Regions from separate parts of the Homo sapiens genome. Here region 1 is linked to region 2. A link is an interaction called in ENCODE POLR2A ChIA-PET data of the cell type or tissue named here. Cell type or tissue: GM12878. All regions are shown on one strand.

Evidence for each region. Peaks named below come from ENCODE experiments on the same cell type or tissue, not always from the same donor. Only the 100,000 strongest peaks of a DNase experiment are listed, where the experiment ranks them.
Region 1: POLR2A ChIA-PET joins it to region 2 with 8 read pairs; 2 of 35 experiments call an interaction of 5 or more read pairs at or near these places.

The regions. Positions count from the first base shown.
Region 1 is chr9:123,662,057-123,667,056 of GRCh38, reverse strand. It overlaps DENND1A (DENN domain containing 1A), which reads left to right. Exons shown (of 24, transcript NM_001352964.2): 8 at 1-31. Among named protein-coding and RNA genes, the nearest start is that of MIR7150, 180 kb to the right of the region's middle. In GM12878, no CTCF peak of the experiment used is centred here; a DNase peak (open chromatin) is centred at 4,426.
Region 2 is chr9:123,832,443-123,837,442 of GRCh38, reverse strand. All of the region lies in intron 2 of DENND1A (DENN domain containing 1A), which reads left to right. Among named protein-coding and RNA genes, the nearest start is that of DENND1A, 95 kb to the left of the region's middle. In GM12878, no CTCF peak of the experiment used is centred here; a DNase peak (open chromatin) is centred at 2,142.

The DNA of each region.
Region 1 (5,000 bases), 170 kb after region 2:
TACCAGAGAACTTCCCAGCATACCTGAGAATGTAAGTACTTGGGAAGAAGAAAAAATTAAATTTTTATTCTTCTCTGTTTTCTGCCTATTTGTTTGAATAAATAAAGGATGTGATTTAAAAGTATCATTATAAAAATTATGGTTTTTAAAAAACACATTATAAAAACAAAAGTATAAGAACTGAAGTGTATTATAAAAACAAAAACAAATAGAGAATATTTGCAAAGTATAGAAAGTATAAAGACAAGGAAGGATTTTTATTCCTTTTTCTCAAAGGTAATTATGTATTAATATGATATTTGATTCCCTCTTTTTAGAATGTATTTTTACATAGTTAAATCACCTATTATAAAAACATCTTTTCCATTTTCATTCATATGACTTATTTTTGTCAACTATCTAATATTCCATTTACTCTGTAGTTTAGCCATTCTCTCACTGTAGAACATTTAGATTGTTTCTCATTTCTGCTTTTATAAGTGAAATGTTTCCATATAAAGAATTTTCCAAATAGAGGTTTATTAGGGTAGATCTACTCAAGCAGAATTACACTTCTACTTTTTACCTTTGTATATTTACCTTTCAGAGAATAAAATAAAGTATTTGTGGGTGAAGCATGAGGGCCTCCATCCCTACCTCCAAAGGATGTAGGAGCAGTGAACTAGAGTGTGAGAGAGCAGAAGGTTGATGTTTGCCTTCTGAACAAGCTGAATGACATATCTAGTCTAGCTGCATGACATGTTTTCAAAATGTTTTACTATGATTATAAATAGTACTATGTAGAATCAGATAAAGAATGTCTACCACTTAGACACTTGATTACTTTTTTAAAATTGTGGTAACAAATACATAACATAAAATTTACCATGTTAATCATTTTTAAGTGTACAGCTCAGTGGTTTTGAATGCATTCATATTTTGTACAGTCAATGTCCAGAACTTTTTGTATCTTACAAAACTGAAACTCTGTACTCATTAAGCAATTCCCCATTACCCTGTCTCCCCAACCCCTGGCAACCATCAATCTGCTTTCTGTCTCTGTGAATTTGACTGCTCTCCATATAGTACTTCACATAAGTGAAATCATACAATATTTGTCCTTTTGTTCTGAGTTATTTCACTTAGCATAATACCTTCAAAGTTCATCTGCATTGAAGCATGTGTCACAATTGCCTGCCTTTTTGAGGCTGAATGATATTCCATTGTAGGTGTAGACCACATTTTGCGTATCTGTTCATCCAGTGATAGATGCTGAGATCAATAGATATTGTTTTTACCCTTTGGCTATTATCAATATTACTGCTTTGAACATTGGCGTACAAATGCCTGTTTGAGTCTCTGCTTTCAATTCTTTTGGGGATATACTTGAATACTTGATAAGAAAAGTACTGGAATATGTGGTATACCTTTTCATAACTATTGTAGATTCACAGAAAGGAAATTTTTCCAAGTGTCGTCTATAGAACAGGTTACAAATGTCAGGTGATCAAATGTAATGAATGAAGTTAGGCTGTAGTATTGTGATTAGATAACAGTCTTGATAAGTTGGGATTATCAAGCATATCCATGTAGTATATTATCTGTATGATCAGACTGTGGTAGAAAATGTTGCATCCTTTTTTTTGACATTAACTAATAAAAAATTCAGACCAGAGTTCCCATTTCAACAACAATAGCTAATGTTGATTGAGTACTACTACTCGAAATATTATATATTTGGTGCTTTTCTCCATTTTCTCATTTAGCTCTCTCAACAAGCTTACATGGTAACTACCATAATTATTTAATATAAGGAAACAGAAGCCCTGAAAATTTAAGTCACATATTCAATATCCTACAGGAAATAAATGGTAAAATCAGAATTCAAATATTGGTCTTTCTGGATTCTTGAGACTGAGCTCTTACATAACATGCTATACTTTGAGCCTGTGATTTTTTACCTTTCATCTCTCAGAAAATTCCATTGAAATGATGAACGAAAGGAGAAAAATATTTCCCTAATGACAGAGGAAGCTACCATGAGCCAGAAAGTTTGGGAATTTACATAATATAAAGGAGATGATTACTGATAGTTGCAGTCAATTCAGTATAGACAGTGGAGAAATCCAAAAAGAAGTGGGAAAGTAATGCAGGAAGAGCAGAAGCAGAGGCATACTCTGGCTATGAAGGAGGCTACTGAAGGATTATTTTAAAATGCCATGGGACATTTATAAGAACTGATCATGTACTAAATCACACCAAAAATTTCAAAATAGAGCATACTAAACTCTTACAGGTCACTGTCTTTTATGGTGGTGAACGAAAACTATAATAATAAATTAATTAAAGGTTTAAAAATATTCATCTATTTGAAATAGCAGTTGGATCAAAGATGATACAAATTGAAATTAGTTATTATTTAGAAATTAATGACAATGAGGACACTAAACAAGTGCCTTAGGGATGTGGCCAAAACCACACTCTGGGGAAAATTCATAGCTTTGAATGCTTTTATATAAATAAAAAATTTAGAAAACAATGAACTTGACTTTCAAGAAGCTAAAAAAAAAGAATAGTAATAAATAACCAAAACTAGAAAAAGAAATTATAATTTAATTTATTAGGGAATATTGTTAAAGTAAAATTGAAAAATAGTAGTTTTTAAAAACTGAATTTGTGAAAAGAATAAAATTTTAAACTTATTCAATAAATTTAAAGATTGTGAAAAGAGAAAATTTTCTAGAAAAAGACAAATGATAGTTGGCCTGAGAAATAGGCAATATGAATATAGAATTATAACTTGAAAAGATTAATAAAGCTCTATTTCAATCTCCATCCTTCAAAAAAATCTATCAGGTTTAGGTGGTTAAGGTGTTTCAGGAACAGATAATTATTACTTAAACAGTACCAAATCATAGGAAAGGTATGTATGTATGTGTATCACACAACAGCAAAAGAAAAATCAGGCATAATCTCCCATCTCAGAGATCTGTTTCTGAGTTTTTTCATCCTTCCTTTTTATGACATGTAGTTTTCAAAGTGTGCAACCGGGAACCCCAGTGTTGCTTTGGCAGCCCTGGAAGGCCTCACAGAGGTAGATGGCTAACTGATCAGAGCACTAGATCCCTGCTCCTATTTTATTCAGAGCAGGTTAGTTTCCACTGCTTACACTGGGGGTTGAGTAATACTTTGTTTGAGACAGAAGTATTCTTTTGGTTTTTTTTTTTTGTTGTTAAGTTTCAAAACTTACATTTTTAAAAGCACACAAAATGTACACACTTTATATCTGTTTTTCTTGTAACAATGTACGCTGAACATTTACCTGTGTCATTAAAAATTCTTTACAAATATTTTGTTGTAAAAGATTAATACTGATACATAGAGAAAAAAATGAAAGGCCCCCATTACCACCACCCCCTCCAACCCCAATCCCACTCTCCCTCCAACCCCAATCCCACTCTCCCTCCAGTGTTTGATGAAACCTTTCTCTAGGAATTTAGTGTTATGTGTAGCTATGAAGGAGGCTACTGAAGGATTATTTTAAAATGCCATGGGACATTTATAAGAATTGATCATGTACTAAATCACACCAAAAATTTCAAAATAGAGCATACTAAACTCTCACAGGTCACTCTTTTATGGCGGTGAACGAAAACTATAATAATAAATTAATTAAAGGTTTAAAAATATTCATCTATTTGAAATAGCAGTTGGATCAAAGATGATACAAATTGAAATTAGTTATTATTTAGAAATTAATGACAATGAGGACACTAAACAAGTACCTTAGGGATGTGGCCTGTGTGTGTTGTAGATGGTTTTTAAACATAAATATGATTCTATTCATACTTGTTTAGCAACTCATTTTTTAGTTTAATGTATTCTAAAAAGTGTTCATATCTACCTACTTCTTCCTTTTTAATGACATACTTATTTAGTGGTATTTTTACTCTTATGAAAGTAATGCATATTAATGGCTTAAAAACATGTAGTACTACATAGTTGTTGATGAAAACCAGCAATTTTCAAGTTGCCCAGCTACTTTCAAGTTTTTAGCAGCTGTGTTTCCCTCTGTATTTTTGAGTAACTTATTCATATTGCTAAATCTTATTTTTTTTCTGTTACAGATATCACTTATTGATTTTCCTATAGAAGATGAGAGTTTTGGTCTTTTACCACCTATAACACTCCCCACCCCGAAACACACAGAATAACGTTCTCTCAGTCACATATTTCCCCTCTCCCATTCTTTCTATACCTTTAGAAAATTTTTACATTAAATCAGAAGTTAATGTTTACATTTTAATGAGCATACTGAAGTAGTTAGTAGATTACCTTTCCTTTCTTATACAACTTTTTGTCACGTAAGCATTCTTGGGTTTCACATCTTCCTCATTCTTGATTTCACTCCCTCATTTTGGTGAGACATGCGCCAGTAGTTTTCTTGAGAAAGTGCTTGTTAGAGGCAACATTTTTAGACCTAGCATGACTAAAAATAACTCTCTTCTTCTTTTTTTGAGACAGTCTCGCTCTGTCATTCAGGCTGGAGTGCAGTGGCACAATCTCGGCTCACTGCAAACTCCACCTCCTGGGCTCAAGCGATTGTCCTGTCTCAGCCTCCCAAATAGTTGTGGCTACAGGTACACACCACCACACCTGGCTAATTTTTGTACATTTTAGTACAGATGGGGTTTCACCATGTTGGCCAGGCTGGTCTTGAACTCCTGACCTCAATTGATCCACCTGCCTTGGCCTCCCAAAGTGCTGGAATTACAAGTGTGAGTCCAGCCTCTTTATTCTTCTTTTGATAGTTTGACTGGGTATAGAACTCTAGGTTGGAAATTACTCTATCTTCCCAACTTTGAAGATGTTTCTCCACTGACTTCTAGCTTTGCTGTTGCAACTAAGAAGTCTCAGCCATTCCGATTCCTGTGATTTACTTATTGTAACCATCCTTTGGTGGTCCCTCCTGGTATCCTGAAATTGCAGTGATGCGCCTTGCTACGGGCCTGTTTTCATCT
Region 2 (5,000 bases):
CCCCTGGATAGGTATCTGATTGTTTCTGGGTTATGCTAATGCAACAGGACTATTTTGAAGTTGTGTTTTCTCCTTTAACTTGACCTGGTTTGTTGAAAGATGGTCGATCCTCTTGGGGGCAGGCAAGGGGGTGCTAATTGTGAAGTATCTTTGTTGAGTGATGAGACACTGGTGTCTGTGAATGTAGTGGAATGGTGGGATCGTTTGATTATTCTAATTGCAGACAATCTAGGAACATAGGAAAGCAGCATGCAAAACATAAGATGCACAGGCTTTATCCTCGGTTGGGAGGAGTTTAAATCCTGACCCTTTCTTGGCCAGTAAACTGACTTGGACAAGGCACTTGACCTTTTTGGATCTCAGTTTTCTCATCAGTAATATGGAATTACTATCCCCTTCCTATTTTATTATCTTGAGAATTTAATGGCATAAGAAATGTAATAATATGAGGTATTCAGAGTACTTTCCTCGTAGTAGGTATTCAATATATGTTTAGTAAGGGAACTATAGAAGATAACAAATGTAGTTGTATTGTAGCCTATTTTATGCAATAAATATTCCAAAACGTTTTATATTACTATTTTTGTAAATTATCTGTTAAATGAAACAGAAAGGGAATGAACTTCTTTTGAAAAAGTCTGGGAAATTTTGTAATGTGAATAAACAACTTTTATTTGTAAGATAACATTAAAAATTATTTATAAAAATGTATACCTGTATACATTTTTCTGTATAGAAATTTGTTATATGCAGTAACATTTTAGTATTTCCTCAAATTTGAAATGAATATCATGTGATATTAAGTCACTTAAAAATTCTCTAATATGAGATATGAAAAACTTAGACTCAAACTATAATATATTTTACTTAACCACCTTTTTGGCTACCTTTCTTTTGGTATTTTATTATATATCCTTTTTATTTTTGTAAAAAAGTATATTAGCTTTTTTCTTCTTAACCGTATTTTTCCCCTCTATAATTTGACTGAAGAAATGAACTTGTGTTACTTTTTCTCTCATATTAAGCCAAGTCTGGTGAATAAAATACCCATAGTCAAGAAATTTGTGTGAGCTTGGCTGCACTGTGAACTCCCTGATTTCCTTCAGTCTTGTTAATTCATATGTGAGCCCAGGGGTATTATTGCCCATTAGCCTTTCCTCATAGTTATTTTATGAAAGTGCACAATTAATGTGAGAGTGTCGTGAAACCTTTGGAGACAGTGCCCTGGACATACTGAGGTAAATTTTGTTCAAAATCAACAGATAGCACCCTACTGTAATCTGCTAACAGCTTGTTTATCTAATTGTCAATAAAATTTCTGGTTCAGGAAAGAATTTATGTTATCCTGAAACTTAACATACCATGTCCCCGGAACCAAGGAGAAATAATAATAGTAACTGCCAAACACCTACTGTGTGTCAGACACCCTGCTGGATACTTTACACACAGATCTCTCATTCTCAAATTCTGAGATAGCCCTTCTTCCTCATTTTATTGAGGGAGGTTGAGAAAACAACCCCTAACCATCTCACTTTTGCCAGGCTTCATAGCTGAAGCTCTCCCCACTTTTATATAGCATATATACCATATACCACTTTTTACCATATCCTCAGGAAGCCCAAAGGACCTAACAGAAGTCAGAATGTATTTTGATGGAAAGTTAGTGATTCTTTTCTACTAATTTTTTTCTATCGGAGTGAACGAAGTGTGTGGTGGAGGAGTGTGTTTTGAGAGTTTTTGCAGTAGAAAGGTACTCAGGTTTTTTCTTTTTTTTTTTTTTTTCCTGGAAATCAAGAGGAAAATGCAGATATCCAAGATAAAGAGTTAGGTAAACGAATAGTAGTTTGTGGATAGGGTCTAGATGAACTAGACTTCTGGAAGGATCCTTTGATTTTTGAAATGTATTATTATGATTGGATAGTTGTGTGTGTGGCAGTGGTGAGGGCTGTGATGAGTGTGCTTGACCATTATAAAACTACCTTCATTACTAGAGGGACACAGATTCCCCCCACCTCTACCATGATTGTATTGTTGAAAGCCGCCTTTTATCATTTTGCTGCCATATGTGTTTGTGAAAATCAGCTGCGTTGTAAAAATTCTTACTTCCTGGAAACCAGAAACCCATTCAGCTAGTGTCCCTACCCTGACCACTTCCTCTTCGTTATTTCTAAATGACAGTGCTATTCTGGTAGCATTCCAGGCGTTCATCTAGCTAGGATTCCTTTTTCACGTTTGCTATTTGGTGCATTTTCTCCTGTTTTATTTGGTTTCATTGTCCTGATTAGTTCACCGAGTATAATAGAAGAGACATTTGCTTTTTTTTTTTTTTTTCCCCTCTAAAGCAAGTTATTTTAGAGGGAGAGTTTACCAGTGATAAGAGCTGTTTATGTCCTGAGCGATTGATTTGTAATTAATGTTGCCTGGGCTCTTGCCTGTTGGCAGAATTGGTAACAGCTTGCAGTATTTTTTAAATTCTCTTTTCTTTTTGGTATTTTGACAATGTCATTCATATCTCATGAAAAACTACCTCAGACAGGTTAAATGTGTTAAAACATGGAACGAAAAGGATGGAAGGAGACCCAGTGCTGCCTAGAAACCTTGATCTTTTGCCAAAGTATTTAAACAATTTAGTGTTTTGGTTTCCTAGCTCCAAGCTGCTTCTCAAATCCCTTGCTAATTAATCCAGTTAATGCTTTGTAGACTTACTATATGCGGTGCTTTGGCTTGCTCGTCTATCATTGAGAAGTCCGTTTTGTTTCTTGGAGAAAACCTAAGCTCTGTTCTGGTGCAGAGCTATATACAGGGCTTATGACGTGTGAGTAGTTTGGGGCCTTTAAAACCCGTATGCATGTGTATCTATGTAAGCATATATATACGTGTTCTCTGCATTTCATAGTCCTTAGGCTTAAAATTTTAAAATAAAGACACAAAGTAGAAAATAGAAATCAGGTATTTCACACCAAACCAATGAACTGATTGAAAGCTCCCTCTGCTACTTGCTTTGTTAATTGTGCAAATTATTTGATGTCTCTAAGCCTCAATTTCCTTATCTGTAAAATGGGGGAAGATAATTTATTCCTCCTCATAGTATTGTTGTGAGGATGAAGTGAGTTTCTTATATACTTAGCAAGTGTCCAGAACACAGTAAAGCTCAGTAAATGATGACTGCTTTTATGATTCTGTTGTGACCCTTATGTGTTGAATAAATTAACTTCTTTTGGTGCTTGCTGAATTGTGGAGGAGGTAGATTCCTTTTATCTATTTTCTTTTGGCAAAGGTATCAAATGTCTCAATTTGTATCAAGGATTTAAAAATCAAGCATTTGTTCATTTAACAGTAGTGATAATAAAAAATAGACAACTGTATTCTATTTGAGCCTGTTTTTTTTGAGACAGAGTCTTGCTCTTTCGCCAGGCTGGAGTGCAGCGGCGTGATCTCAGCTTCCTGCAACCCCCGCCTCCCAGGTTCAAGCAATTCTCCTGCCTCAGCCTCCCGAGTAGCTGGGACTACAAGCATGTGCCACCATGCCCAGCTAATTTTTGTATTTTTAGAGAGGGGGTTTCACCGTGTTGGCCAGGATGGTCTCGATCTCTTGACCTTGTGATCTGCCCATGTTGGCCTCCCAAAGTGCTGGGATTACAGTCATGAGCCTCTGTGCCCGGCCTGAAGCTGGTTTTAAGACCCATTGATGTGAGTTATCAATACAAAAGATCTTTCTAAAGTCTGAAAGGTGAATATCTCTCATTTGCTTACTAGAAAGCTTAGGTGCAGAAAAATATATAGGCTATTTCTTTTTCCCAGTTAAATAATTACATCAAACATGGAGGCACATTCAGGACTATTTACTGCTAGTGAAGCTCATGATGACTTTTTTTTACTAACCATTTCTGAAATTCATGTATTATGCCTAAAAAAGCTCAGAGTAGGTCTTGGGAATTAGGAATTGGCAGGGTTCTCACTTGATCATTATAGGAAATTTCACATTTCTCCCCCCTAAGGAATTTGTGGAGAAAAAAATTGTCTGCCAAAAAGTGTAAAATTCTGATTTTTTTTCCAGCTATTTGTTTTTGTTTTTATGTTTAGAAAAACTTTTTTATAACATGAAAAACAGGAACAAACAGGAAAATGCAGAAATACAAGTTAACAGTTTGATGGATTATCACAAAGTTAAAACATCCAGGTCAAGACATAGAACATTAGTAAGCATCTTGCCAGCCATCCTTATGTGTCTTTCCAAACACCATTCCCTCAATTAGAGAACCATTACCTTTTTGTTTTTTTTTCTTTCGTTTCCTTTTTTTTTTTTTTTTTTTTTTTTTTGAGATGAGGTCTCACCATCGTTCAGACCGGAGCGCAGTGGCGCAATCATAGCACACTGTAGCCTCAAACTCCTGGGCTCAGAGGACCCTCCTACTTCAGCTTCCTGAGTAGTCGTGACTACAGGCATGGACCGCTCCCCCGGACCCCCAACCTGGCTAATTTCCTGCTGTGCTGCCCAGGCTGGTCTTGAACACCTGGGTTCAAATGGTCTTCCCACCTCAATCTTCTGAGTAGCTATGATTACAGTGTGAGCAAATGTGCCCAGCTAAAACCATTATCTTAACTTCTAATAGCATTGATCATTTTTACCTGTTGTTCAACATATATACATGGAGTTATATAGATGGAGTCATGAGTGTATTTAATATTTTACTTGGTTTCTTTTGCTCAACAATTGTATTTGTGAGATTATCCTTGTGTGCACCTGTAGTTTGCTCCTTTTCATTGCTATACACTATTCTGTAATATGAATATGCCACAATCGATCCATTCTACTGTCTGTAGAGATTTATGTTTCCCCTTTGGTTTTGGTTATTTCAAATAATGGAGCTATGACATTATAGTAAATATATCTGGTGTTTGTATACTCCCACTTTTGTTTGGTATGTACATAGGAGTGAAATTTCTGGGTCATATTGTTTGTGTATGTTTAGCATAAAATGCCAAGTTTTCCAATGTGG